Regions from separate parts of the Homo sapiens genome. Here region 1 is linked to region 2. The links are chromatin loops, found by intact Hi-C in ENCODE. Cell type or tissue: OCI-LY7. All regions are shown on one strand. Links, peaks and the distances in the headings refer to the core of each region. The heading gives the core; the rest is flanking DNA. Region 1 has its middle 69 kb from the start of BUB3. Region 2 holds the start of LOC105378530 (a long non-coding RNA gene).

Region 1 (15,628 bases), core at 2,616-10,615, 330 kb after region 2:
TATGCCAAAAAGGCCAAGTCTTTCAAAGATAAATATCACATTTAGCCTGGGGGTCCCAGATAAACTGCATTTGCCCACACTTTTATGCATGGGCTCATTGAGGATGTGCTATTTTTAAATTGTGTTATATTGGAAACTGCTGTAGCGGGAGGGCAGAGCTATTTTGTCATAATCATATTGCTCATCATTTCCAGGGGTTTGGTGATTTTACTACCTTTTTCCCAGTATCACCTGGGTTGGTGTCCTTAACCTATTATGTAATGATGTTTCAGGGTCTGGGAGATGAATTACTCTCTACGTAAAATATGGCAGCAGATCTATACCCCTAAGCTCTGATAATTACTTTTTAATGCAACTACAATTCTTTTGAAGAGATCTTTTCGTGCTCTAAAATCTTCTTAAAAGCATCCCTTAGGCTGAAATTAAGTTGGAAGGAATGTCATGGAGGTCTGTGGCAAGGGGTGAGATGGGTTCAGGTTACCAACCCGCCTGACATGATTCATGAGCCTTGAGCAATGAGAAGCCCAGCCTCCCTCTCACCTCTGTGGCCATGCCTGTTCCTGCACACAGCTGCCAAGGCAAAGAGCGAGAATGCACTTCATCACCGAACATGACACCCACACAATGGTGACAAATGAGTCTTCGAGGAGGGGGAGAGTGAGCAGGGTGGGGGCTCACAAGGGGCTGGGACTGAGCTGGATGGGGGGCACCTACCAAGGCTACCCTTTGCACTGCATCAAAGAGTTTTTCTCTATCAAAATAATTGTGGATTTCTGATATGGTTTGGCTGTGTCCCCACCCAAATGTCATCTTGAATTGTAACGCCCACAATTCCCACATCCCAGTGGGAGGTAATTATATTATGGGGGTGGGTGTTTCCCATCCTGTTATAGTGATAGTGAATAAGTCTTACGAGATCTGATGGTTTTAAAAATGGAAGTTTCCCACACAAGCTCTCTGTCTGCCTCCATCTATGTAAGACGTGACTTTCTCCTCCTTGCCTTCTGCCATGATTGTGAGGCCTCCCCAGCCATGTGGAACTGTAAGTCCATTAAACCTCCTTATTTTGTAAATTGCCCAGTCTCAGGTATGTCTTTATCACAGCGTGAAAATGGACTAATACTTCTTTTCTATAATATTAACAAATATTTCAGTTAAGGCATTTAGAATTCCTAAAGGACCACAGCCAATGGGTTCCTTAGGAAGAAATGTCAGAGTCCTTCTGGAAACCCTTTGGCTACTGGACTTGGCTGTGGATTGCCAGCGTCTTCCACTATTTCCTCACTGTGTGTGCAAAAATGTCTTCCATTTCATTTTGGTATTCTCAAAATTAAGATTGTTTGGTCTCTGCAAAAACAAACAGGCCATCTTGTCTACAGGGAGCTCTACATACAGGTGCCATAGCTAAAACATCATCTGTCGTAATTAGCCTCTATGCAACTAATGCATGAAGTGCTTAATTAGCTACACAGAGGAAAGCAAATGGGAACCCGCATAACATAAAGATACCCAAAGGGGATGGGATACCACAAAATGCTAAGGTCTCTGAATTCCAAAGAAATTCAAAATCCCCAAATGCCCAGCAGATCTATGAAAACATTTCCTTTCCCTCTGCCTGAAGCTACCCTTAGAAAAACTTTAAGGAGTTTAAAAACTAAGACAAACTAGAGTTCTTTACTTTGATCATCAGACACACAGAGGATGGGCAGCCCCTAACAGCTCTCTGTCAAGGTGCTCTCTAATGGTCAGGTGAGGGAGCCTAACAGGTGCATGGGCCAAGGGGGTATAGTCCCTTCTCATGGTGTGAGGTCTCCGTAGTCACAGACAGATTCCCAGGGGAACTGTAGGGACAAAAAGAAGACAGAGTTGGCACAAATGACTTTATAAAAACAGCAAACACGATTTGATAGCACTGCTTTCATATGAAAAGAATGAGAAATGGATTTTCAACATAACTCAGAAAAAACATCCTGTAAGAGCATATGCTCACGTGATTTGGGCATGTTGCTCTCTGATGACCTGTAAAACATGATAGAAAAAGTAGAATTTAGAATTCCCGGAGGATTAGATGGGCTGTGTGTCCATTACATTGTATTCTAAAATTGACACTTTGTCCTTTTTTGGTACGGAGAGATTCTTGTCATCAAGGGGTACCTGGTGTGCTGATGTGTTCTATCGGCAGCTGAAGATAGACCAATAAGTTTTAAATTCCAAAGGAATGAGTGGCAGGGTATTGTTCCAACCAATGTTTCACTCAAACCAAAGACCAAGGCTCTCAAAACCATGCATTTGAGGAATGAGGGCAGGAAACAGAGAGTTATACCTAGAGAAGAGATTTCATGGGGACATAATAGCCACCTGTCTTAGTCTAGTCAGGCTGCTATAACAAAAATACCATAAACTTGGTGGTTTATAAATAACACACATTTATTTCTCACAGTTCTGGAAGATGGGAAATCTAAGATTAAGGAGCTAGGAGATTCTGTGTTATATGAGGGCCTGTTTCTTACGGATGGCGCCTTCTCACTGTGTCCTTACATGGTAGAACTGGGTAAAGAAGCTCCCCTAGGTCTCGTTTATAAGGGCATTAAGCCCATGCATGACCTACTCACCTCCCAAAGGCCCCTCTTCTTAATACAAGCACAATGGGTATTAGGCTTCAGCATATAAATTTTAGGGGGGACACAAACATTCACACCATAGCACCACCTTCAATATTTGAGAAACCATCTTACAGAGAAGAGATTTTACTGATTCTTGTGTCATATCAGAGGACAAAACAAGGACCAATGACTTTGAGGTAGAAATAGACAAATTGCAGCTCCATAAATGAAGAACTTTCTAATACTTCAGGCTACCAAACTAAGGAATGAGCATCCAGGAAAACTGAGATAGCCATCTCTCAAGCAGAGGCTGGAAGTAGGTGACAATGGGATGAACACAGTGACCTGTCCTCAAGTGTTTACTTTTTTCCAAGCTCTTTGGTACCGGCTTGACAGGTGTAGACTCATTTCATCTTCTAAGTATGTACTGATATCATCACCGATTTCAGAAGAGGAAAACCAAGGCTAATGACTAATAACTGACAAAGCTAAGACTCAACCCTGCTAGTTCAACTCTGCAACTCACAAGTTTAAGAACTAGATAACCCATCCACTTCTGTCACTGAAGGGATTCCTACAGACTCAATTATCCCTGCTAAATTCCTTTGAACTCCCAAAGTGAATATATAGTCATGATTTGCTTAACCATGGAGATACATTCTGAGAAATGTGTCACTGTGCAAACATCACAGAGTGAACTTACACAAACCTAGATGTGCTACTACACACCTAGGCTATATGGGATAGACTAGTGCTTAGTGCTCCTACACTACAAACCTGTACAGCATGTTACCGTACTGAATACTGTGGGCAATTATAGCACAATGGTAAGTATTTGTGCATATAAATATATTCAAACATAGAAAAGGTGCAGTAAAAATACCATATAAAAGATATTTAAAAGGTACACATGTATAGATCGCTGACCAAGATTGGAGCTTGCAGGACTGGAAGTTGCTCTGAGTGAGTGTCAGTGAGTGAGTGAAGAGTGCATGTGAAGGCCTAGGACATTATGGTACACTACTGTAGATGTTTAAACACCATACACTTAGGCTACACTAAATTTATAAAAACTTATTTTTATTTTATTTCGTCAATAATAAATTAATCTTAGCTTATGTAACCTTTTTACTTTATAAACGTTTTAATTCTATTTTAAGAACTTTGATATTTTTGTAATAACATAGCTTTAAATACAAACATATTGTACAGCTATAGAAAAATATTTCCTTTATATTATTACTCTATAAGCTTTTTTCTACTTTAATTTTTTTTCTTTTTTTCTTGTTTTTGTTTTTGTTTTTGTTTTGAGACAGGATCTCACTTTGTCACCCAGGCTGGAATTCAGTGGCACAATCACAGCTCACTGCAGCTTCAACCTCACAGGCTCGGTTAATCCTCACTAGCTCAGCCTCCCGAATAGCTGGGAATACAGGTGTGCACCACCATGCCTCGCTAATTTTTTGTATTTTTGGTAGAGACAGAGTTTTATCATGTTGCCCAGGCTGGTCTCAAACTCCAGGACTCAAGCAATCTACCTGCCTTGGTCTCCAAAAGTGCTGGGATTACAGGTATGAGCCACCACATCTGGCTTTTTTTTTTCCTTTGTAAAAAATATGCTGTTAAAAACTAAGACAGAGCAGGGTGCAGTGACTCACACCTGTAATCCCAGTTACTTGGGAGGCTGAGGTGGAAGGATTACTTGAGGCCATTTCAAGATCAGCCTGGAAAACAAGACCCCCGTCTCTAAAAAAATTTTGTTTTAATTAGTTGGGCTTAGTGGCATAGGCCTCTACTCCCAGCTACTCAGGAGGCAGGAGGATCCCTTGAGCCCAGGAGTTTGCAGCTGCAGTGAGCTATGATCACGCTGCTGCACTCCAGCCTGGGTGACAGAGAGAACTGTCTCATTATCTCTTGTCTGCCGCCATGTAAGACGTGGCTTTTGCCTTCCACCACAATTGTGAGGCCTCCCCAGCCAAGTGGAACTGTGAGTCCATTAAACTTCTTTTTCTTTATAAAGTATCCATTTTCACGTATATCTTTATCAGCAGCGTGAAAACAGACTAATACAGTAAATTGGTACTGGTAAGGTGGGTGCTGCTGTAAAGATACCCGAAAACATGGAAGCAACTTTGGAGCTGGGTAACAGGCAGAGGTTGGAATGATTTGGAGGGCTCAGAAGAAGACAAGAAAATGTGGGAAGCTTTGGAACTTCCTAGTGACTTAAAAGGCTTTGACCAAAATGCTGATAATGATACGGACAATGAAATCCAGGCTGAGGTGGTCTCAGATGGAGATGAGGAACTTGTGAACTGGAGTAAAGGTGACTCTTGCTGTTTTAGCAAAGCGACTGGTGGCATTTTGCCCCTGCCCTGGAGATTTGTAGAACTTTGAACTTGAGGGAGATGATTTAGGGAATCTGGTGGAAGAAATTTCTAAGCAGCAAAGCATTCAAGAAGTGACTTGGGTACTGTTAAAAGCATTCAGTTTTAAAAGGAAAACAGAGCATAAAAGTTTGAAAAATGTGCAGCCTGATGATGAAATAGAAAAGAAAAAACCATTTTCTGAGGAGAAATTCAAGCTGGCTGCAGAAATTTGCATAAGTAACTAGGAGCCAAATGTTAATCACCAAAATAATGCAGAAAATGTCTCCAGGGCATGTCAGAGACCTTTGTGGCAGCCCCTCCCATCACAGGCCTGGAGGCCTAGGAAGAAAATATGGTTTCATGGGCCAGGCCCGAGGCCCCCCTGTTGTGTGCAGCCTAGGGACTTGGTGTCATGCGTCCCAGCCACTCTAGCCATGGCTAAAAGGGGCCAAGATACAGCTCAGGCCATAGCTTCAGAGGATGCAAGCCCCAAGCCTTAGCAGCTTCCACATGGTGTTGAGCCTGCAGGTGCACAGAAGTCAAGAATTGAGGTTAGGGAACCTCTGCCTAGATTTCAGAGGATGTATGGAAACGGATGTCCTGGAAGTCCAGGCAGAAGTTTGCTGCAGGGGCGGGGCTTTCATGGAGAACCTCTGCTAGGGCAGTGCAGAAGGGAAATGTGGGGTTAGAGTCCCCACACAGAGTCCCTACTGGGGCACCACCTAGTGGAGCTGTGAGAAGAGGGTCACAGTCCTCCAGACCCCAGAATGGTAGATCCAGCAACAGCTTGCACTGTGCACCTGGAAAAGCCACAGACACTCAATGGCAGCCTGTGAAAGCAGCCGGGAGAGAGGCTGTACCCTGCAAAGCCACAGAGGCAGAGCTGTCCAAGACTGTGGGAGCCCATCTCTTGCATCAGCATGATATGGATATGAGACATGGAGTCAAAGGAGATCATTTTGGAGCTTTAATATTTGACTGCCCTGCTGGATTTCAGACTTGCATGGGGCCAGTAGCCCCTTTGTCTTGGCCAATTTCTCCCATTTGGAGGAGCTGTATTTACCCAATGCCTGTACCCCCATTGTATCTAGGAAGTAACTAACTTGCTTTTGATTTTACAGGCTCGTAGGCAGAAAGGACTTGCCTTGTCTCAAACGAGACTTTGAACTATGGACTTCTGAGTTAATGCTGAAATGAGTTAAGACTTTGGGGAACTGTTGGGAACGTATGATTAGTTTTGAAATGTGAGGACATGTGATTTGGGAGGGGCCAGGGATGGAATGATATGGTTTGGCTGTGTCCCCACCCAAATCTTATCTGGAATTGTAGCTCCTATAATTCCTATGTGTTGTGAGAGGGACCTGGTGGGAGATAATTGGATCATGGGGGTGGTTTCCCCCATACTGTTCTTGTGGTAGTAAACAAGTCTCATGAGATCTGATGGTTTTATAAGGAGAAACCCCTTTCACTTGGCTCTCATTTTCTCTTGTCTGCCACCATGTAAGATGTACCTTTTGCCTTCCGCCATGATTTTGAGGCCTCCCCAGCCACGTGGAACTGTGAGTCCACTAAAATTCTTTTTCTTTATAAATTGCCCAGTCTTGGGTTTGTCTTTGTCAGTTGTGTGAAAACGGACTAATACACCATCTCTTAAAAAACATTAATAACAAAAACTAAGACACTAACACACACATCAGCCTAGGCCAGCACAGGGTCAGGATCATCAATATCACTGTCTTCCACCTCCACATCTTGTCCCACTTGAAGGTATTCAGGTGCAATAACATGCATGGAGCTGTCGTCTCTATGACGACAATGCCTTTTTTTGAAATACCTTCTGAAAGACTTGCCTGAGGCAGTTTTACAGTTAACTGCTTTTTTATAAGTAGAAGAAATATACTCTAAAATAACAATAAAAAGTATAATATAGTAAATAAACCAGTAACAATGCCATTTATTATCATTATCAAGTACTATGTACTATACATAATTGTGTATGTTAGACTTTCATATAACTGGCAGTGCAGTAGGTTTGTTTATTCCAGCATGACTATAAACACCTTAGTAATGCATTCTGCTAGACATTCACAACAACTACAATGTCACTAGGTCATAGCTGAATTTTTCAGCTCCATTAAAATCACCTTATGAGAAGCTGGTCAGTCATTGATGCATGACTGTAATTATGCTAAAATCCAGGGTTCTCTTGAGGGGATTGTAAAAGGTGAGGTCCTTGTGGCCAGGAGTGGCAGGGAAAACAAGGACCTGCAAAGCCTTGTGAGAGGGGCTAATAAGGGTGCAGCTGAGAGAGGAAGGACATTCCAGGTAAGGGGATCAGGGCGAGCAAAGGGGTAGCGCCAGAATGAGGACCAGAGAGAAAATTGCAGTGGCTGGAAGACTGATTTTGAGTCTAAGCACAATGGGCCATAACTTTGGAATGGTTGGTCGGAACCAGACTACAGAAACCATAGAAAGCCAGGTTAAGACTTTAGATTTTGACCAGGCGCAGTGGCTCACGCCTGTAATCCCAGCACTTTGGGAGGCCGAGGTGGGCAGATCATGAGGTCAGGAGATTGAGACCTGGCTAACACAGTGAAACCCAGTCTCTACTAAAAATACAAAAATTAGCCGGGCGTGGTGGCGGGCGCCTGTAGTCCCAGCTATTCGGGAGGCTGAGGCAGGAGAATGGCATGAACCCGGGAGGCGGAGCTTGCAGTGAGCTGAGATCATGCCACTGCACTCCAGCCTGGGCAACAGAGTGAGAGTCTCAAAAAAAAAAAAAAAAAATTTTAGATTTCATTGGTAGATACAAGGAAATCATTGAAAGTTTTAGGGCAGGAGAATGACACAATAAAAGTACCATTCTAGAAAGATTAGCCTGGAAGCAGGGTAGAGGACAGATTACAACAAAGAAATGCTGGAATGGGGCAGGCCACTTAGGAAGTAATGGAAACAATCCACCAACAAGGTGTGAAGGCTTAACCGAGATAAGGGAGGAATCAACGTTCAGTAACTCAGTATCATTTCACAAGTTTATTTCGAGGTGGGGATTTGCCTTCTGGACTAAGGATAAGGCTGAAGATTAGTGCTTTTCTCCATGGTCAGTGAAGTTAGCTGTATTTAATACGTGTACATCTTCACCTTCAGCTAGTTAATTAAATAAAGTCAACCTGATCATTTGCTGTAGTGGAAGCTCTTGAGTTATACGGGTAATCTACTACCTTAGTGATCCCCAATGAACCACACCTCCTCATATTCAGGCCTTTGTGTAGTTCCCTCCTCTTGAATCTGGACTGAGACTGCAACCTGCTTTAACCAATAAAATGCAGGGAAAGTGATACCATGCCAATTCTTGGCCTCAGCTTCCAGAACGTTTTAAAGCTGCTGCTTTTAACCTCCTGGGAGCCTAGTGCCACCATATAAGAAGTCGAGCTACCCTGCTAGAGACTCCAGATGGAGAGGTTATTATGAAGAGAGATGCCTTGAGACAACAAGCCCCATACCCAGGACTTATTGCAGCCCTGGGTACCTTCTAGCTGAGCTACAGACAGTGAGTGAAAAAGACATTGTGGCTGTTCCAGCCCCCATGGACATCAAGTGGAACAGAGACAAACCAATCCCACTATGCTCTGTGCAAATTCTTAACTCACTGAATCATAAGAAATGACAAAGTTGGCAGTCATTTTAAGCTACTAAGTTTTGGGTTAGTTTCCTAAACAATAATACATAACTGAAACAGGTGTCTACCAAACTCACTAAAAGCCCCTTTCTGTGAGAGCTACTTCTCCCAACCCAAGGGGAAAGACCCCGGCAGCCTCGTTAGTCATACTTAACTCCACCCCTGACCACATTATTGGCCTTGGGATGGAGGTTAGAATTGAAGCTGGAGTATATTTGTCTTGGTCCCTGAGACTGGCTAGAAGGGAGACATGTAAACTCTCCAGGTTATAGGAGAGCCATCTTCAGCCATGAGGTATGACTGGGAGAAAAGTGAAAAAGATGGCAGCCTCTGGACGTGGCCCTTTCCAATCCTGCTTCCTCTCCCACATGAGGGCCCACAGTAACTGAGTATCTTTGAATTACTTACAATTCCTTTGTGTTGTTATAACATAATCTCGTTTTAAAAAATCTTTTATTTTTATGGATTTGGAGGTACAAGTGCACTTGTGTTACATGGAAACACTGCATAGTGATAAAGTCTGGGCTTTTAGTGTACCCATCACCCACATGGTGTCCCCAATAGGTAGTATGTCATCTCTTACCCTCTTCCCACCCTCCTAACTTTTGGAGTCTCCATGTCTCCTATCCCCCTCTATATGCCTGTGTGTGGCCATTAAGTCCCACCTATCAGTGAGAACATGTGGTTTTTGACTTTCTAGTTCTGAGTCAATTCACTAATGATAATGGCCTCCAGTTCCATCCATGTTGCTGCAAAAGACATGCACAATCCCAGTAAATTTTTATTTACTGCAGTGTGCATTGGGTTTTTCTTACTAGCAACCAAGAAAAAATTATTGGAATAACAATTTTTCAATCTACCCCTCCCCCTGCCCCCCTCCACTCACAAACAAATTGTTCTCCTGATTTGAATGAACCCCTATTCAAGCTGAATGCATTAAATTGGCTTGTCAGGGTAAATGTGGCCTCAGAGTGTCAACCCAGAGAGAGGGACCAATCCACAGGCCATGTGACTAAGGAGACTACCCCACTACATTACCCTGTGAAGTTCTCCAATCAATGCCAGGATAAGACCACCCCAATCTGAGAATAGCCATTTCTTGGTCACCTCTGAGAATTCGGGAGCTCAAAGAAAGCAGAGACTTGACTCTGCAGTTCAAAGCTTCTCCAGGAACATGCAAGCAGACAGAACAGAAGATTGTCAAGACAGATGTGGTAATAAAGTTCCCACCAAGTGTAACTTCAAGCAAATTGAACTTCTTCAATCTATCACCAGACGTGGGAGGTTGAGACCCATTCTTCTGTGTCAAGTGTAGTCATTGGCGGGTTAATGGAAGCAACCTGTAACTTTCAGCTGGCAGCTGCTTCTCCTAGTTTGTTCTCAAGCAACTGAGCTATGGCCACAGGGTCTGTGGAATTGGGTTAAAGTGACACCGTGTCTCGCTTAGACATTGAGAAGTATCTCCTGAGGTGTGATGGACACTGGGGAGATGGGGGCTCAGATCTATGCAGGGCAAGTATCAAGTTTGGACATCCTCATGATAAATGTTTTCCATCTTCAAGGGTGCCCTTCCTTCTCTGAATGCCTTACCCTTCTGAAGAAATGACTGAAAATTTATTTAATAACACACTTCATGTTCCCTTCAGCCCATTCTCCTCCAAGGAAGTATGTTGTTAGCAAAGTAGATGATATTGTCTTTCCTTTCTCCCTGCCTGTCCTATGCCTTGGTAGTCCTAAGACTGTCATGTGACAGTTTCTAAGGCTGGGAACATGCATCTGATTGGTTACTAAATAATATGCACAGCATTAAGACACCCTGAGTCTCTCAACAGAACACCTCCTTTCTACAACTACCATGTGTATAGAGCCCCACAATCCACCAAGTACTTTCACATATGATTGTTTTTGATGACGATGATGATGATGATAGCTAATATTTATGTAGCAGACACTCTGTTAAATGCTTTATATCCATCAGGGCATTTTAGCCTCACTGCAGCCTTATTAGGCAGGGATGTAATTATCCCAGTTTACAGATGAGGAAATTGAGGCCCAGAGGAGAAGTTACTTGCCCTTGAGGGCATACAACTAGGAAATGGCAGTGACGGGCACTGCCTGCAGTTCCAATGACTCTAAAGCCCAATTCTTGAGCTATTCCTTATTTACAAATGGATGCTTCAGTGGAAGGACTGCATAGAGGCCCTCTCCTCTCTGATGATGGCTCTGGAACTTCTCTGACCTTTTCATCCTGCAACACTTGCCCCATGGCTAGCCATGGGGGACCAGCAGGGGCAGGAGGAGAATGGGATGGAGGTCAAGGTGTAGTTGGGGAAAGGAGGGAAGAGCAGGGAACAGCAGCCACACTCCTATCCTGCTCCCCATTCCAGAGCACACCACAGCCCTGAGACAAAGGCCCTGTGACCTTTTCTGTGTGAAGATGGCCAAGAGGAACAACCTGAAGCTCCCTCTAAAGGGCAGAAAACTCCCACCCTGGGCCCCATCCAAGGTCACAAAGGGCCCTCTCCTCTGCCATCCCCCAGTCACTACACCTCAGTAATCAGTCTGCACTGGTGGTTCTCAAATCAGTGTAATTTTGCTCCTTGGGAGGCATCTGACAATGTCCAGGGGCATTTTTTGATTGTCACATGGGGGAAAGGTGCTACTGGCAACTAGTGGATAAAGGCCAAAGATGCTGTTCAACACCCTACTGTATGTAGAGCAGCCCTCCACAACAAAGAATTATCTGATTCAAACTGTCAATAGTGCCCAGGTCGGTCCACACCAAGGGTGATCTTGTTGGACCCTCAACAGCTTTCAGGGTGTTCACAGCACCTGCCAGATCAGGTGAAGGCCCTTCAGCAGGCTGCAAAATCAGAGGCAAAGATGTGGATTAGAGCCCATGCCCCTACCCCTGAAGGGATGTCAACACCAGGACAAGGGTGGAGCCGTGGTCCAGGATCAGGGAGCAGAATCGGCAGCTCCATCCTACTTCCATTGCGAAGAGAAAGAACATCATGGCTCTCTTTGTAGGCATCAGGCACTATGTTCAGTGTATCCTTCACCTCTTTTAATTCTCACAGAGGATTACCTATGAGGCTGATTCCCCTTTTATTGCCATTTTCCAGATGATAAAAACGAAGGCTTACAGATCTAAGTAACTAAATGAACCGGAGCAGTTGTCCAAGATCACGCAGCTGCACAAATGACTTCATAAGCATCTTGCCTGTTCCCCCACCCAGGGCTCTATCCTGCTCTCCTGCTCCCTGTGAGAAGATGGCTCCCTGAACATCTTGCTCCCATTAAAAACAAATGAAAATGCTTTAACTTTCTCTTACTTAAAAAAAAGAAAAAAAAAAGCAACTTCCAAATCAACCATTGCTCTCACCCCACATTGGCTCAGTCAGTCCACTTCCTCTCCTATCTTCCTCACACATCCACATCCAGTCCCTTGGTAAATGCTGCCAACTCAACCTTTGCCGTAGATATGGAGTCTCACTTCTTACCACCACTCTGGCTTCCACTGTCCTCCTCCCAGCCACCATATCTGACCCTGGATCTTACCATAGCCTTTTCACTGCTCTCCTGCTCCACCCTCTGATCCACCCCATGCCTGAGCTATTAATATTTTTCATAAGGCAATCAGGGTGAACTTTCTAAAACTACAATCCGATCTTGCCACACCTCAAAGCCCTCCAGTGGACCCACAGAGGCCAAGTGGGGAACCTAAACATCCACCCTCATCAGGCTGCAACAAGCCACCCCAACCCCCACCCTAGCCTTGCTAGGGAGGTGTCAAAGAAGGCTGAGAGAGAGCTTGAACTTTCATCCCACCCAGAGAAACAAGGTGCCCCACCACCACCAAGGTGTCAGTGGAGACCTCATGGGGAGCTTAGATTTTCACCCAATCCATGTATAAAAAGGTGCTCCTTCTCCCCACTGGGGTGGTATCATTGGAGAGAACAAGGCCACCCCTTCACCCAACACACATACATACATAATGGCAGTGGAGACCATGTAGGGTGTAGAAAAGAGGCACTAATGCCCCTCCTAGCCATGGTGGTTTCTTTCATCCACTAGAGTAGTGTCAGAGAAAGCCTGCTAAAACACAAATTTTAAGTAAGACCCAGAGTCTCATAACATAATATCAAAATTCCTAGGTTTTATTCAAAATCACTCCTCATACCAAGAACCAGGAAGATCTCAAAATAAATGAAAAAAGACTATTAACAGATGTCAACACCAAAATGACACAGATGTTAGAATTATTTAATAAGGATTTTTAAGTAGTCATTACAAAAATATTTCAATAAGCAGTTAAGAACATGCAACAAATTTTTAAAAATTGAAAATAACAGCAAAGAAACAGAAAATACTACCAAAGCTATAAGGAAGCTATAAGGAAAAATCAAATGGAAATATTAGAACCAAAAAACACAATAACCAAAATAAAACCTCAATGGATGGGCTCAACAGCAGCATGGAGAAGACACAGAAAAGAATCCATGAACTTGAAGACAAAACAATAGAAACTACTCAAATTGATTAGAGAGAAAATAAACTAAAAATAATGAACAGAACATCAGGAGCCTGGGAAATACAGTTGGCCCTCTGTATCCATGGATTCCTCATCCATGGATTCAACCAACCATAGATTGAAAATATTTGGGGGAAAAAAAATAAAAAATGATACAATAATAAAAATAATACAAATAAATAACAATGCAGTATAAAGCTATTAATATTGTATTAGGTATTATATTGTATGACATTTTACATAGTATTAGGTATTATAAGTAATCTAGGGATGATTTAAAGTATATAGAAGGATGCACCTAGGTTAGATGCAAATACTATGCAATTTTATTTAAGGGACTTGAACATCGGTGGATTTGGGTATTCGAGAGGGGTCCTGGAACTAATCTCCTGTGGATACCAAGAGATGACTACTGCATAACAAAAGATCAAACATTTGTGTCAGTAGAGTCCCAGGAGGAGAGGAGGAAGTGGATACAGCTGAAAAGGTACTTGAAGAAATAATGGCTAAAAACTAACAAAATTTGGCAAGAGACATAAACCTACAAATTCAGAAAGCTGAGCAAACCCAAACAGGATAAACCCAAAGAAATCCACTTCAACATACATTACAGTCAAATTTCTAAAAATTAAAGACAAGAAAAAAATATTGAAAGCAGCCAGAAAAAAAGTAACTTGTTGCTTATAAGAGAAAAACCATCCAAATTACTATAGATTTCTCATCAGAAACTAAAAAAGCCAGAAGAAATTGGCACATTTTTCAGTACTGAAAGAAAAGACCTGTCAATGCAGAACTTTATATCCAGTAAAAAAGAAATATTATTCATGAATGGAGAGGAAGTCGAGACATTCCCAGATTAAAAAAAAAAAAAACTAAGATGATTTCTCACCAGCAGACCTGTCCTAAGAGAATAATTAAATGAAGTTCCCTCAACAGAAAGAAAATGATTAAAGAAGAAATCTTGCAACCTCAGGAGGGAAGAATGAGCACAGAAAATGCAAAAATACAGATAAATACAATAGTGTTTCCTTTTTCTCTTGAGCTTTCTATATTAGTTTGGCAGTTGAAGCAAAAATTATAAAATTGTCTAATGTGGTTCTCAATGTACCTAGAGAAAATGTTTAAGACAATAATATGATAAATCAAGAATGACAAAAGGATATAAAAGATGATAAGGTCTCTACACTTCACTTGAACTGGTAAATGTGGACGCTAGTCAATTTAGATAAGTTATGTACATGTACTGCAATGTCTAAAGCAACCACTAAAAAAAAGTCATACAAAGAGATATACCCAAAAACATTAGCATTCTAAAAAATGTTCAAGCAACTCACAGAAAGGCAGAAAAAAAAACAGAAAAATGAAAAAGGAGAAGAAACATAAAACAAAAAAAGGGGCAAACTTAAGCTTATCACAGCAATAGTCACATTAAATGTAAATGATATAAACACGCCAATTAAAAAACAGAGATTGTCAGAATTGACTTCAAAAAAATGACCTAACTATATGCTGTCTATAAGAAACTCTCTTCAAATATAGTGATATATATAAGTTGAAAGTATTTGTAGTTTCCACATCTGTGGAGTCAACTATTAGGTTGGTACAAAAGTAATTGTGGTTTTTGTCATTATTTTTAACGTCAAAAACTGCAATTACTTTTGCACCAACATAATAACTGTGAATTGAAAATATCTGAAAGAAAAACTGCACCTATACTGAACATGTACAGATTTTTTCCTTGTCATTATTCCCTAAGTAATACAGTATAACAACTATTTACATCACATTTACATTGTATTAGGTATTATATGTAACCTAGAGATAATTTAAAGTATACAGAAGGATGTGTGTAGGTTACGTGCAAATACTACACCATTGTATATAAGGGACTTAAGCATCAGCAGATTTTGGCATCCACAGAAGGTCCTAGAACCAATTCCCCAAGGATACTAAGAAATGACCATACCATCCAGACATTAATCAAAAGAAAGCAACAGGAGTAGCTATATTAACACAAGAAAAAAAGTTGACTTCAAAGTAAAGAAAATTGCCAGGGACAGAGAGGGATATTACATAATGATAAAAGGGTCAATTTACCGTGAAAACATAACAATCTTAAAAAAAAAAATCAGTCTTACTATACAACCCATCAATTGCATCCTAGGCACTTATCCCAGAGAAATGAAGGTTTATGTCCTCACAAAGGCCTGTACATGATTGTTTATTGCAGCTTTCTGTAATAGCCAAAAACTAAAACCAAAGTGTCACTCAGTAGGTAAGTGGTTAAACAAACTGTGCTACATTCATACTATGGAATACTACTCAGCAAAAAAAAAAAAGAAGAAGAAGAAGGAATGGAATACTGATTCATGCAACAACATGGACAGATCTCAAGGGTATTATGTTAAGTGAAAAAAGCCAATCTCAAGATCACATAATGCAAAAT
Region 2 (15,628 bases), core at 3,979-11,978:
TTAGATGGAGTTTAGCTCTTGTTGCCCAGGCTGGAGTGCAGTGGCGCAATCTTGGCTCACTGCAACCTCCGCTTCCTGGGTTCAAGCGATTCTCCTGCCTCAGCCTCCCGAGTAGCTGGGATTGCAGGCATGCGCCACCATGTCCGGCTAATTTTGTATTTTTAGTAGAGATAGGGTTTTTCCATGTTGGTCAGGCTGGTCTTGAACTCCTGACCTCAGGTGATCCACCCGCCTCGGCCTCCCAAACTGCTGGAATTACAGGCATGAGCCACCACACCTAACTAGGTTTTCTCTTTCAACATTGTTTATGGGATTGATCTCAGTAGATACATGTAGTTCAAGTTCAACCATTTTTACTGCAATAAGCATTCCATTACATGAAACTCGCAAATTATCCATTCTCTTGTTGATAAACTTTCATGTGTTTGCTTTAGAAACCATGACTGTCAGCTTATTTCTTCATCCCCAGCCCTTCCCACCCAACCTCCAGGATGGCAGCAACACCATACTTAGCTCATCGTGGGGAAATAATGCTCTCGCTGCCTGTCAGGGAAGAGCATAGCACCTCAGCCACCCTCTGCCTTTCAAAGAGATGCCCTAAATGTCAGCTGCAGGGAGGGAGGCCTCCCTTGACTTCCTACAGGGCGCAGAGAATGCGTTGCCCTGGCCTCAGCCTTGCGTTTTGTCCCTAGGTGGGCAAATGCACCAAGTCCTCCAACCCTACAGGCAGTTGGCCAGGTGCTGCCCAGGTGGGGAAGGTTTGCCTCCCCTCTGTCCAGAGGCCACCTCCCTCAGTGGGGATGAGATGACAGGTGGGGATCAGGAATTATGGTCATTAGGAGTGTGCAGGGCATAGAAGGTGCTGGCAGAGCTGGCGGGGAGAAAAAGACACCCTATATGGAGCTGAAAAGAGCTATTAGGGATTTTATCAATGTCAACTTTTAAAAATCAACCTTTACCCAAGAGAATGGGTACAATGTGGAAATGTCATATAATGGAATACTATACAGCAGTAAAAATGCTGGAACCAGAACTACACGTGTCAACTCAGATAAATCTCATCAACAATGCTGAGTGAAAAAAACCTCATGGTGGAAGAATGCACACGATCTGATGTCACACACAGAATTTAAAACGCAAGCAGAGAGGGTTTCCTTTGCAGAGCTAAGCTGGTGAGATGACACAGGACAGTGCTGGAGGGTGGTGGGGTGGGGCAGGACGGGGGGCTTTCAAACTATGTTCTGAGGACCTCGGAGCTGCCATGGTGGGGGCGGTTCCAGGGTAGCCCCTCCCCCATGATTTCAGGAAAGCCAGCCCCTCGAAGGGAATCATTTGACTGTGTTAGGACCCCAGCTTTGCTTCTGTGCTCTTGGGCAAGTTTCTTGCCACTTTGGGCTTTCCTGTCTCTCTCTAGAATGGGGATAATGATGGTCCCCATGCATGGGGTGGCAGTAAGGAGGACTCGACAGTGTCCGGCACATAGCATCCACCAAATTCATTGGGCTCTTTTATGATCATTTACCATTATCTGGTATATTACTCAGGGTTCTCCACAGGAACATAACCACAGAATATATACAAGGTTGACCTTTGAACAACTCCAGGGTGAGGGGCACCAATCCCTCTTGCAGTTAAAAATCTGCATATAACTTTTGACTTCCCAAAAGCTTAACTACTAATAGCCTACTGCCAACCAGAAGTCTTCTCAATAACATAGACAGTTGATTAATACATAAATAGCCTAGCATCTACATATATTTTATACATTAATATACCTGTGATGGTTAATATGAGTGTCAACTTGATTGGATTGAAGGATGCAAAGTATTGTGTGTCTGTGAGGGTGTTGCCAGAGGAGATTAACATTTGAGTCAGTGGAGTGGGAGAGGCAGACCCACCCTCAATCTGGGTGGGCACCATCTAATCAGCTGCCAGTGTGGCTAGGATAAAAGCAGGCAGAAGAATGTGGAAAGACTAGAGTCTCCACATTCTAAAGGCCGAGTCTCCTGGCCTACATCTTTCTCCCATGCTAGATGCTTCCTGCCCTCAAACATTGGCCTCCAAGTTCTTCAGCTTTGGGACTCTTGGACCTTCAACCATCGGCTGAAGGCTGCACTGTTGGCTTTCCTACTTTTGAGGTTTTGGGACTTGGACTGGCTTCCTTGCTCCTCAGTTTTCAGACGGCCTATTGTCAGACCTCACCTTGTGATCGTGTGAGTCAATACTCCTTAATAAACTCCCCTTTATATATACATCTATCCTATTCTGTCCCTCTAGAGAACCCTGACTAATACATACCTCACTTTATCTGATTTTTTTTTTTGTTTGTTTTAAAGACAGGGTCTTGCTCTGTCACCCAGGCTGGAATGCACTGGCGCGATCACAGCACACTACAGCCTTGACCTCCTGGGCTCAAGTGGTTCTCCCTCCTTAGCCTCCCAAGTAGCTGTGGCTACTACAGGCATGTGCCACCACACTCAGCTAATTCTTGTATTTTTTGTAGAGACAGGGTTTCATCACATTGCCCAACCTGGTCTCAAACTCCTGGACTCAAGTAATTGTCCCACCTCAGCCTCCCGAAGTGCTGGGATTACAGGCATGAGCCACACTGTACCTGGCCACTTTTTCTTATTTTTTCCAATATTTCTAGGCTATGTGGTTTATCTTCCAGTTTTTTCACATTGTCGTAAATTCTCCAAAAATTTTTTCAATATATTTGTCGAAAAAAAATCTGCAAGTAAGTGGACCTATGCCCTTTAAACTTGTGTTGTTCAAGGGTCAACTACAGACACATAAGAGGAGACTTATTATGGAAATTGGCTCATGTGCTCATGGAGGCCGAGGAATCCCTTAATCTGCCATCTGTAGGCTGGAGAACCAGGAAATTGGTGTGGAATTCAGCTGGGTCTGAAGCCAATGATGCAACTCTGTCAGAAGCCTGAAAACTGGGGCCACTGGTGTAAGTCTTGGAGTCTGAAGGCCCAAGGTCCTAGAGCTCTGATGTCTGGGGCCAGGAGAAGGTGGATACCTGAACTTCGGAAGAGAGAGAACTTACTTTTCCTCTGCCTTTTTTGTTCTGTCTGGGCCCTCAACGTGTAGGATGCTGCCTGAGCTGAAGGTGGAGCTGCCTTACTCTGTCCACTGATTCACCTGCGAATCTCTTCTGGAAACACCCGCATAGATGCACCCAGAAAGTATTTTACCAGCCAGCTGAGCATCCCTTAACCCAGTCAAGTTGACACATAAAATTAACCATCATATCTGATTTGTAGATTCGCTTTCATGTTAGTTTTACTTTGAATAAAAATGTTCAGCTGCTTAAACAACACTTTTGAAAACTCCTGACCTCATACCTCCCCTCATGGACAGTAGAAGGTACGGAGAGCAGAGGAGTGTTATGACCCAGTCACTCGGGGGTCCAGCCTGCCCAGCGCTGGCCCTGGGGCTTCTGGCTGGTCACTTTGCTTCTTGGGGCCTGGGATTCCTGTGGGCTGGAAGATCCTGCAGGCCCCTCTGGTGCTGGCATTCTGAGGCGTGCCCTCTCCTCTCCAGCGACCACAGAGCCAGGAAGGGCAGGACAGACAGAATGAGTAGGGGGACTCAGAAACTTGGAGTATGGTCTGGGAAAACAGACCCAACAAGGAGACCGAGCCCAATGTCCCATCATAGGCTCAGTGCCTGCAAACCAGTCCCAAGCCACATGCCCTTTGGCAGGCAGGAGTTGATGGTGCAGGCCAATACTGCATGTCTACAGGGACTGCCGGTAAGATGACATTGCAACATCAAAGGCACTGCAGAGCTGCCTCTTCTTGCCATTTTGGGTCCAAGGGGCGAGGCCCAGGTCTCCCAGACACAGAGGAGCGAGTACCTGGGCCTACTGAAAAGGACTGGTCCAGTGTTTCTTGGAGAACAAGATCAAGGTCCTTTGGCATGGGCAGCGCTAGACCAGGAAGCTAAAAACCCACCCTCAAAGTCCTACAGCCCTTGGGGAGGGTCTTTCATAGGACATAGGAGACGGACTCTTTTGTAGCTAGAAAGACCTTAGAACATCCCCAGGTGTGTAGGGGTCTAAGACTCTTCCCAGAGCCAGGCTGGTCTTTAGTTCTCAGGAGTCTATGATTATCAGGACCTGGAGGCAGCCTTGCCTTCCAGTACTGGGGCCCTGGAGGATGCTGGGGGAGTGGAATCTGGCACATTCCTTCCCTGGCAGGGGCAGCTGTTCGAGTGACTCAATCACCTTGGGCAGCTTCCTGGTCTCCAGGCTGGGCCAGCAGATATGGGCCAGCAGAAGGGTGCACACTCGAAACAGCATCATCAGTTTGGGCCAAGGTCCCTTCCTCAACTGTTTAATTATGCACAAATAATTACTTCCCATGTTTACCGCTGTTCTAGGTCTTGGAGATAGAGCTTACAAATAACAAGAAAAAGAAGTGAAATCTGTCCTCTCAGGTGGTGATAAGAGCTAGGCGGCAGGGGGGATGGGGAGCCTGGTGAAGGGGTGGAGCATATGAGATGGAGAGGCCAGAATGAGCTCCCAAGGAAGGCAGCAGCTTAGTAAAGATGGGAGGGAGGGAGGCAGCCATGTGGAGATGTGGGAGAAGAGCAGTCCAAGCAGAGGCACAGCACATGCAAAGGCCCTGAGGCAGGACCTGCCTGGCCTGTTGAGGAGTATCAAGGAGGCCAGCATGGCTGGAATGTGTCAATGAGCATGAGAGTTGCAAGAGAAGAGGCCTGGTGGCAACAGACTGAGGGGCACATAGAGTCTTAGGAGCCATGGAGTTCTGCTCTTCTATGAAATGGGCCATTGAGGGAATTTAGCAGATAATTACAAACATGAAAGTCCCAAATTATGAGCATATGAGTTTAATCTTCTTCTTTTTTTTGTAATTCGATTTAACCCAATTCTTCTAGTGTGGTGTACTTTTGTATGGGGTTGTATTAGAGTTCTCTAGAGAAACAGCAATAGGAAATACATTTAAATGAGGACATTTATTTTAGGGAATTAGCTCACATGGTTATAAGGCTGACAAATGCAAAGATCTGCATTGAGTTGGCAAGCTGAAGACCGAGGAGAGCCAATAGTGTGGTTCCTTTCCATGTCTGAAGGCTTGATGGTGTAGTTGTAGTGTAGAGGCAGGAAAAAGCCAATGTCCCAATTCTGAAGTAGTCAGACAGGAGGAATTCTCTTACTTGAGAGAATTGAACTCTTTGTTCTATTCAGGTCTTCAACCAATTAAATAAATGTTGATTGTATCCAAAAACATTGTCACGGAAACACTCAGAATAATGTTTGATCAAATATCTGGGCACACTGTGATCCAGTCAAGTTGATGCATAAAATTAACTATTACAAAGACTGTAATAAAGAACACAGATCTCAACTTTGCTGTTTCCTAGTTGCATGACCCCCAGGGACATTACTTAACCTCCTTGAGCCTCAGTTTCTTCATCTTAAAATGGGGACAGAGTTTACTTCATAGGCATTCAACCTGCACAGTCATACTTAGATGGACCCATGCTTGCTTGAATGCTCTGCTGTTGAAATTCTTAATAAATTTTAAATAATTTGTTAATAATTCTTAACAATCTTTAACAAGGGGCTCCACATTTTTATCTTGCATTGTCCCCAACAAATAACGTACCCAGTGCTGAAAAGGATAATATCCTTAACTTCCTCTCAGGGTGCTTGTGAAGGTCAAATAAGACACCACAGGTAAAGCACTCAGCACCTTGCGTGACACAGTACCTGCATCATAAGCCCAGCTGTCATTATTGCTAACAACACGTGCAAGCCGCTACTCAGGGCCAGACCCTCAAGTCCACAGAGATGAACACGACTCCTGCCCTGGGGAATTTGTGGTTTATGGTTCAGGAGTTAATGGATTCAGGTAGAACAGCCTGAGGCAGGCCCATCCAGGTAAAGGCATCCCCCAGGAGGAAGCCTCCTGATTATTCACTCCTGTTGGAAATTGAGGAAGTTGGAAGGGTCCTAGGCAGGGAGCGGTGATGAGGGAAAGGGCCCAGAAGGTCTCAGTAGCTGGGGAAAGAGCTGCATGGAGAGAGGCATGGGAGGTGTGGAAAGGAAGCCCAGAGCTGGGTGCTGATTAGGGACTCTGACCAGCCAGACCCTCCAAGACCACGCCCCACTGGCCTGGAACCTGAGAGACTGAGTGTCTGCTCACTGGCTGTGTCCCCTGAGCAGGCTCCACAGTATCTCTAAGCCCCAGGTCGTCACCAAGTAAGTGGGAGACATGACCCAGATGAGGATGAATGCACACAGAATGATACCCCACAGAGGGTAAAGGTTATTGTACAATCAGGAGCGGGAGGAAGCGGCGTCTGGAATGCCTGAAGATGTGAGGCACCCATGTACCTTAAAGCCTCCACTTTAAATGTCAGGAAACCACAAGGCACTGTTCTCCCCTGTTCACTTAGCAGAGGGGCCCCGACCTAGCTCCCTGGGCTCCTGGCCCCACCTCACACACCCTCCTCTCCAGTCTTTTACCCCACAGGAACTCAGAAGGATTATTTTAAATGGCAAATCAGATCTTATCACTTTGTTCTGCAAAAGCCCCTGGGGCTGTCCATACTTTGAGACTGAAACGCTCACCCCATGTATGCCCCCTCCGCGTCTGTGACCTCACCTCCCACCACTGGCCACTCAGTTACAGCGCTGGGGATGGCTGGCTTTTTCTATGCGTGGAGCCTCTAGTACATGCCGTCTTGGGCCCCTTGTCCTTGCTGTTCCTCTGACTGGAGCAATTCCTGTCCTCCATGGCTTGCTCCAGCACTGCAAATGCCCCTCCTCAGACAGGCCAGCCCTCACCCCAACCCCTCCCCATCTTGAACTTAATGACCATCATCGCCTTTTCACCTGGCTTTGTCATCATTGCATGTATTATGACATGACATATCATTATAGTTCCCTTGTTTGTCTCCCCACCAAAATACAAGCTCCACACAGGTGGATACTTTTATCTTACTTACGTTGTATTGTATCCTCCACACCTAAGATTGTGCCTGCACAGGATATTTCATAAGTGATAGATTCCTGCTTTACAGATACAGAAACTGAGGCTCAATGAAATCACATCCTTTACCAATAACCCACAGCTCTGGAGCTGAGACTGGTCCCTGGGCAGTGGTGTGCTGGCAAATGTCTTAAACCCAGCTCTCCAGGGTAGCGGGAGGTCTTGGTTGCATTTGCTGATGTCCATGGTGTAAATACTTCCACCAGGGCCTACTTCAAATCACCAAGGTGACGTCACTGAATGCGAGGTTCGGAAGGATGCACCCCTGCGCTCTGGAAGGAAGCCAGTGTCAGCCAACTCAGCACCCACTGCCCGGCTACCTCGTGTTCCTTCATCTTCGTCACTCCGCACTTTGAGTGAAATAACTCCTTCTTCGCTTTCCCCTCTAAATCCCACCTACCTCACTCCGCACTTAACACATCAGGTGAAATAACTCCTTCACTTTCCCCCTTCAAATCCTATCTCACATTGAAGAAAACAGTCCGAGCCAAGTCTCTGCATGTCTCTGGGCCTCAGTTTCCCCGTCCATATGGTGGGATGACTTCTAAGCCGTGTCTCTCCGCCATCATCCTTGCCTGAAGTCTGGGAGCCCTGGTCATGCGCACTGCCCCTGTGGACCACCAGGGAGCAGCCTTTCCCCACCAAAGACACTGGCCTCTCCGAGTTCCCGTCGGTGTCCTTCTTGGACACAGCCTGGGTATTGTGGGGCCTTGCCTGGCTTATGAATCGGCGATTGTGCCCAGCCCCGAGCGGGCATCTACAGAAAGGGCCCATTGTCTGCAGTGAGGCTTTTTGTTCCAGCAGTGGCCTGGGGAAACTGGGATTGGGCTGGGGGCCTGACTGGTTCCCAGGGGCTCCTGGTGGGTGTTGGGGTGTGAACCCAGGCGGACCCCTCTCCGCTCTCCCCCGCTGTCCGCCCCGATCCCATCTACCAGGCTGCTGTGCCGGGCACCGCTCACCTGTGCCTCGGCTCTGTCCGAGATTCTCGCCCCTGCAGACCTCCTCTGCCACCCTCTGAGGCCCATAGCACGTGCTCCTTCCTCCAGGCCGGGGTTCCTGTTACTTCCTTTAGCCTCATTCAATCCAACTGCACTTTAAGAGGGTAGGTGTCGGGAGCTGGGCTTCTCCCTGAGATTTTGGCTCCAGGCATTACCGCAGCCCGGTTTTCTTTTCCCTTTCACTGCAGCGGAGGGACGCCCAGGCTTTGGGCGCCGCCTGGGTCTGCAGCAGAGGCAGTGGCCTAACCCTGAGAGGTAGCCCAAGGTCAGGCCAGGGTCTGCGTCCTCCCCTCAGCTCTGCTGTCACAGACGACTGTGAACCCGCGGAGCTCCCATCTCTGGAGCCTGGCCTGGGCCAGCGGCTCACAGTGCTGCGTGCGCAGTGCCTGGCTCAATCCCACCTGCAGCCTGGGAAGTCACAGGGTCACCCAGGGCTCCACGGCCTCCCTGACCACAAAAGGGGAATCGCTGCAGCTCCTGGCAGTGGGCGTGGTCCCCTGTGAGGCTCCGGGGCTTCCAACACCTGAAAATGTAAGCTAAGTGTGTTCTGGGAATGGTGAGGCCTCATCTTACTCTTTTTTTTTTTTTTTTTTTTAACTATCTCTTGCTTCAACCCAGGGCAAGATCTGGAACTGAACCTTCAAAGGAAAGAGGGAGGAGGGTGGGAGGGTGCCTGTCACCTCCCCGAGGGTAGACCTGGGTTTCAGTCCCTGTTCGGCTGGCCATGGGAGTCAGGGATCTCCCTGCTGCCATCTCTGAACCTCGGCTTCCTCTACTGTTAAATGGGGGTTAAAAAGATGCTCTTCTCATTCTGGGGGTGGAGGGAGAGTCAGGATTAGAGCTATTTTCAGTCTCTGACATGTGAAGCTGGGGCTGCATAAGAATCTGTAGGGTATTTTATTAGCAGAAAAATTGTTGTATATAAATGTCATCTGGCTGTACCTAATCCTGTCCTTAGTGCATCAGAAGTGACAGTTAGTACAGGCAAGGAAAGCTCTAGCTTTCCATGACTACTAATCCCACAGAAACTAAAGCAAATTATTCACTGCGGGACAAGAATTTATTGTTAAAACATTTGACCCTGGTGTTTAAAAATATAAGCAGCTTTTTTGGAGGACACTGGTGGGTTTGAAAGTGACCATTTGGGGCAACAGCATGGTGAGTCTCTCTTGGTCCTTAAACCTGAAGCCAAGCCTGCTTTTTCACCTCCTGTGACCCCTGAAATGCCCGTGCGTAAGTGGGCCCAAGATACCCCCGGCAGCCCCTGATGCCCCTGGGGAGGGAGTCGGCCTGTTGATTGCAGCTTCTAGAATTCAGTCTCTTGTATGCTGTCTCTATTATAACACCATGCCTAATGCTGAGATTGCATTTTTCGGGGGCTTTGTTTTTCTAAATTGTTTATCCCCTTGACTCAGGTGAAGAGCAGATGGCATTAGAGAAACTGAGGCAAATGGTCAGTCTGCCATGCTGGGCTGAGGGATGGTGACATGGGGCACCCCTGCCCTGGCCTGGGGCTCAGCCCTCCCAAGACATGCTGGTGCCCAGGCTCCCCCAACCCTGCTGTTCTGGGTGGAACAGTCCTGTGACTTCAGTCAAAGGAGACACACCAAGCATGGCCCCTGGCTCAGGAGGGCTCCCCCCTTGCCCCCCTTCTGGCAGGAGGTCAGGGGACTGCACGGAGGAGCCAGCAACTGCTGGGGCCCCATCTTCCCACCTGGCAGCAGCGTTACCCCCTCCCTACTTCACCTCTCAATGCCTTTATCTGTCAGAGCCCAGAGGAAAAGACCCCGCCTCCATGAGGCCCTCCATGGTCCCATCAGCATGTTTCTGAGAGACACCCTGGTGGATGTCATTGCCCCAAATCTTCTGTTCCATTTAAGATTCTTGGTGGAAACTTAAGGCAAATGTTGGGAGGATACTGGATAGTCCATGATGAAACTGGGCTTCAGAGGGCTGGGAGCTCCTGGGAGTCCACCCACCCTCCTTCTCTGGGTGGCTGCTACAGATTCAAACTCCCAGAGGAGAGTCCATTTGGCCAGTGAGGACCACAGGCCGCCTCATTGTTGAGAGTGGGGCGGTCACAGAGCTGGACAGAACAACACCAACAGGGAGGCAGGGTGCCCCAGGTGAGCCAGGAGGACACACACGCCAGGGTCAGCTAGGCACCCCTTCCCGGGCCTGGGGCTCAGCCCTCCCCGAGGCATGCTGGTGCCCAGGCTTTCGGCGAGCCTGGTGGGGCTGCAGGAATGGAGTTCCCCCTCGGACACCTGAGACGTCACCCGGTTGGGGAGTGTCAAGTGCGGGGCAAACACCTGCACAGGCCAAGGCTCTGGAGGCTACGCCCGCTACCCCCGGATAATGGTGCTCAGAAGAAGTCCAGGAAACTTAACTCTCGCTTGCCTTCCAGTGAACGGGAGCATGGGGTCTGTCCACACTCCCCCACAACACAGGGCGATTGTTGTAGAGCAGAGCTGGACATGCCCCCGGCCCTGTTTACAAGGTGGCATCCAGGGGTCTGCACTGTGTTTCCGGTACACTGGGGCTTGTTCATTTTCAAAGGACCCTCGGAAGGGGAGAATGTTCTCAGCGGTTTATGCTTTCTCGGATGAGCTGTGCATTGCTGCTCCTTTGGGGCTGCAAATCTTTTCAGCCACGAAGACAAAACAGTTCCTCCCGCTTTGTTCTTCTCAACCCTCAAAGAAGCCCCTTTCAGGGTGAGGCTTGTCAGCTGTGTCTTTGGGAACCTGGAATCAGCAGAGGCCTGGGTCACTTCCCCCATGGCTTCTAAGCCTCCAAAGGCCCACAGCATGCGGTTCACACTCTGAGGTTGGCACCAGCCCTGGACCAGGCCCTGGCTCCTCGCCAGCCTCCCTCCTGCCATTCTCCTGTCTCCTGACCTCCCTCTGTACCTGGGGACAACTCAAACCAAGCACTATTCTGCAAAGGTATCTCGGTCCCTGACCCCAGCCCTGGACAGGCACTGCACTGGGCAGGTGCTGGGTGCCCCAGGAGTGTCTCCCCGTGAGTACGTAGTGAGTGCATGGGGACAGTGCAAGCCCCTGGGGCACCTGCGCAGGAGGCAGGTGGAGACGGTGGTTTGCTCATCAGCCCTTGAAGTAAATGTGGAGGTCCATCTCTGGGTAGGAAGAGAAGAGGTTTAAACAGGACAGTTTGAAGCGGTAAATGATGGAATGCGATGACGGAGCAGAGTGATCACCCTCCTTCTCCCCCAGCCAGATGTCTTATGTGGGAGAGAGGATTACACCCCTGGGTGAGTTACTGCCAACTGTACTTCCAAGCAGATTCAAGACCCAGGTTGGCAGGAGCAGGGCACAACCCACAGAAGGCAGCCAGTGTGCTTGGTTCTGGTCCAAGCCCCCATTCCACCTGCCCACTGAGCATCCCTGGGCAAATCAGGTCACTTCTCCAAGTCCAATTTCCTCATCTGCAAAAGGTGCATCTGTCTTGAGGAACTGCCAAAATAATCCACCATGAGAAGGCAGCAAAGTCCACCTGGCCCACGGTTGGGGCTCAACAAATGTCAGATGCATTTTTATGAATTGGAATCTTATTCAAAACAACTGAGAAGGTGCAAAAGGTGGGTGCTTAACTCCAGGTGCACTTTGCCAGTTCTAAAAGTGCCCCGGGTGCCGTCGTTTATTTTATTCAAAATCCTTGATGTGGCCTTGAGCAGGGATTCAGTACAACAGGTCAGAGCTCATACCTGGGAGTCCCATACACTTTCATCCTGAGGCTGCCTCCCCCAGCTCTGTGATCGTGGGCAGTTTTGCCTTGTCAGTTTCAATCCTGTGGTATCCCCTGTGCCCAAGACAGTGCCTGACACACGTAGATATTCAATAAATGTTTGCTGGTTGAATTTAAGTTACTCAACATTACTGGGTCTCCACTTCTGCCTCTGTGAAATAGAAATTATAAAAAACCTGCCTCAAAGGGCTGTTGTGAAAATTAAATGAGATGACCCAGAAAATGCGCACAGCACGCAACTTATTAAAAGCTACCTGACAAGGAGTCAGCTCTGATCTAAGGATCATTCCCCTTGAGTTCATAGAGGCTCTCGGATAACCAGAATCCTCAGTTATGCAGAGCAATCATCACATCCATGAGCTTGTTGCCTCTTCACGAACCACAGGAATTTTACCTTTCAATCGAAACCTCTAGAAACCTATTTGTTAAAATAAAATTCAGTCTGTCTTGGCAAAACCCTAAGAGCATGTGGAGGAGAACACAGAGGCAAGTGTTGGGATGGATATTTGGCCTCAAGTGTAAGGATACGGCCCCGGGGCCCTGGCGAGAGGGCGCACATGCTGGGAGTCTGGGTGGCTGTGACTTGAATTCTCAGAACAGACAGTTCAGGAAAAGCGAGCAAGTCCAGAGATGTTCTCTCCGCCAATATTGAAATTGCCTTTGGAAACTTTTCACAGGCTGCTAAGCCAAGTGAGAGAAAGAAAATTGAGGGTTTATGTATTTTTTAAATCAAAGAATCCTAATTCCAATAAAAAATAATGCCCTTCCATGGCCAATTGCCATCTCCTCAGCTTCTTCGTTTCTTTTTAATAAAAATTTTTATTGTGCACATTAGGTTAACCAGACCTATGCACACCCTCTCTCTGAAACTCTGAGTCACTCAAGGGGAACCACTCCTGGCTTATGCCTGGATTTTGAATCAGGACGGCTCCCTGGGAAAGAAGTCAGTTCATGTGAGCTCTCCAGAGATCAAGTTGGGCAGCTCTTCTGATCAGAAGCTAAGGGACTAAGCATTTTATTTATTTATTATTTTGAGATGGAGTCTCTCTCTGTCACCCAGGCTGGAGAGCAGTGGCGCAATCTCAGCTCACTGGAACCACCACTTCCCGGGTTCAAGCGATTCTGCTGCCTCGGCTGTTTAAAGTAAAAGATGCTGGTTTTGATGGCACTGAAGCCATTGCATGCACTGCCCGCTGGTCCCCAGTTAGATTCCCAAGATCCAAAGTCAGGAGGAAGCTTGGGACCTGGGGGGAGGGAGCTGGGGCTGCACGGTGCTCTCTGAATATATTTTTCATGAGAATATTTCATTTGCATGAGGCAGACAGGAACGGTCTGAATTCTGTGACTGCTACTTGTTGTCCGTGTGACCTCAGGCAAATTAGTTAACTTCTCTGCATCTCAGTTTCATCACCTGTCAAATGTGGAGGAATAATACCTGCCTCCCAGTGTGGTTGGGAAGGTCCAAGCATATGCTATATGTAAAGTCTCTAGCACGGGGCTGCGGGAAGCTGATGATGCCCAATACATGGTGTTAATAAGATGATTATGATCATGATGCATATGAATGTTGTCAGTAGCAAACCCCAGCATTTGTCATCCCTCAAACCATTATTAAGTGTTGGAAGTGGGTGGGTAAGTTCACAGGTGCATCAGCTATTGCTGCATAACAGCCAATCCCAAAATCCAGTGGCTTAAAATGATAATCATTTATTATTTATAGCCATGAGTCAAGGCTGAGGGTTGGGAGATCTCCTCTGGACTCAACTGATTTTGGATGAGTTTGGTTGTGAATCCAAGGGTGTTTGGCTGTTGGCTGGTGTAGGCTGGTCTCATCGAAGGCTACTGCAGCACACCAGTGGTGCAAGAGAGAGCAGGCAGACTATGAACATCCTCTTGAGAGCTAGGCTCAGAACGAGTACACCCTCACACCTGCCACTGGCTATTGGTCAAAGCAAGTCCTGAGGCCAGTCCAGATTCTCAGGTAGGAAACAGGCTCCACCTCTTCAATGTGGGAAACTTCTGTCACAGAGCAGTAAGCGTGGGCACTGAAATCGGTGAGGAACTGCGGCCACTGAGGCAGCCAGCCCCACTGGCTTTGTGGGCCTGAGTAAAATCGAGAGTAAAATCGAGGCACAACCCCAAGGGCTTTGTGGGCCTGAGTAAAATTGAGGGTATCCTGTGAAAGCTTGGCCTTTCCAGCATCAATCATGCAGAGATCTGTGCCTCTGCAGAGCGCCTGCTTGACACCAGCCCCTGCTCCACCCATGGAGGCCTTTCCTGGGGCTTCCGGGCCTTGAGGGGCCAGGCCTATAGCACTTTTCAGAGGTACAGAGTGTTTTTTGGGACAGGAGCTAAGCCATGGCTGATCCAGAGAGCCAGGTGTTGGCCACAGAGGCTAAGTTTCCTCGAAGCCCCTGAGCCTTTGGCCAGTGACCGCTCTATTCTGCTGGGTGTGTAGTGAAGGGTGGGGCAGAGTCAGCAGCCTCCAAGGTTGGGGGAGGTGGCTCTGGCTGTGTGACACAGTCACAACAAATATCCCTGAAGTCCTGCCACTGTCCGAGCCTTATCTCTGCCTCCACACACTGACAGAAGCACTCCCTCCCTGCAGTGCCCTTCAAGGTGGCCAACAGCCTGGTGGCCTCATCTACAGCACTTACCTGGTTCAGCAGAGAAGCTGGTTCTCTATGGTCATCCAGCTACAAGGACTGCACCTCCCTCAAAGGGACTGTAAGGGATGCCCCCAGCCTCCTCATACAACTGTGACTGTCCTGGTCTTCATTCACTGACACAACCAAAGCTGAGACCTTCCATAACCAGACAGCAGGCTCTTGGTCACCTGTAGATCCTGGAGGGCTTCAAGGGACAAACATGGTGGCAAATGTGGGGCATCTTCAAGAGAGGACCACACTGTGAAGGGGACATGCAGCTGTGGCTGCAGATTTGCCTTGTCATGGGGCGAAGGCACATGCAGTGTGGGGGCTTTTTAAAAATCTGAGAGTCAGCCGGGCGCGGTGGCTCACGCCTGTAATCCCAGCACTTTGGGAGGCTGAGGCGGGCAGATCATGAGGTCAGGAGATCGAGACCATCCTGGCTAACACAGTGAAACCCCGTCCCTCTAAAAATGCAAAAAAAAAAAAAAAATAGCTGGGCATGGTGGCGGGCGCCTGTAGTCCCAGCTACTCTGGAGGCTGAGGCCGGAGAATGGCGTGAACCCAGGAGGTGGAGCTTGCAGTGAGCCGAGATCATGCCACTGCACTCCAGCCTGGGCGACAGAGTGAGACTCCGTCTCAAAAAAAAAAAAAAAAAATCTGAGAGTCAAGAGAGCAGAGTGGCTTTGGGGCCAGACAGCCATTGGATGTGGGCTCAGCCACCATTCACCAGCTGTGTGACATGGCTGAGTCAGTCATGGAAATGGGAGTATGAGATCACCTACCTCCTACAGGAAGTGGGGTACCTTGAGGACAGAATGGGCACACAGCTCTGGGCACAGATAAGGCGGCTGTGAAACGGTCAACGTTACCATTGCCAACCCAAGGGGAGGCAAGAAGAAGCCATGGAAACCTAGGGGCCTCCTGAGAACGTTTCTGTCTTCTCGGGAAACAGGGCAGTGTATTTTGTAGACTTGCGCTCCTTCCTGAACTCTGTTTCTGTCCTTGTCCCTGGATTAACTCTCCACCCAGCAGCCAGAATGACTTTTAGGAAGCCAAGTCAGCTCACGCCACCCTTGTGGTCAAAACCTCCCAGTGACCTCCCAATGTCAAGGCACTTAGAATAACATTCCCATTCCTTCTGATGGCCTGTACGATGGCCCTGTCACTCTCCTCCTCCTCTGCT

What was found. Hi-C counts contacts between places; a loop is a spot of excess contacts. Peaks named below come from ENCODE experiments on the same cell type or tissue, not always from the same donor. Only the 100,000 strongest peaks of a DNase experiment are listed, where the experiment ranks them.
Region 1: a loop joins it to region 2, with 4 times the contacts of the local background. A loop is called at or near these places in 2 of 110 quality-filtered maps.

The regions. Positions count from the first base shown.
Region 1 is chr10:123,215,330-123,230,957 of GRCh38, reverse strand. No RefSeq gene overlaps it. Among named protein-coding and RNA genes, the nearest start is that of BUB3, 69 kb to the right of the region's middle. RefSeq lists enhancers at 5,434-5,935, 8,545-8,624. In OCI-LY7, for the core only: CTCF peaks have their summits at 5,473 and 5,677 (motif pointing left); no DNase peak of the experiment used is centred there.
Region 2 is chr10:123,551,556-123,567,183 of GRCh38, reverse strand. LINC02641 (long intergenic non-protein coding RNA 2641) reads right to left here. Exons shown (of 12, transcript XR_007062326.1): 10 at 14,452-14,647; 11 at 6,988-10,773; 12 at 4,971-5,356. It overlaps LOC105378530 (a long non-coding RNA gene), which reads left to right and starts at 8,494. Exons shown (of 3, transcript XR_946395.3): 1 at 8,494-8,560. RefSeq lists enhancers at 8,119-8,837, 13,421-13,480. In OCI-LY7, for the core only: CTCF peaks have their summits at 7,446 and 7,646 (motif pointing right); a DNase peak (open chromatin) is centred at 7,683.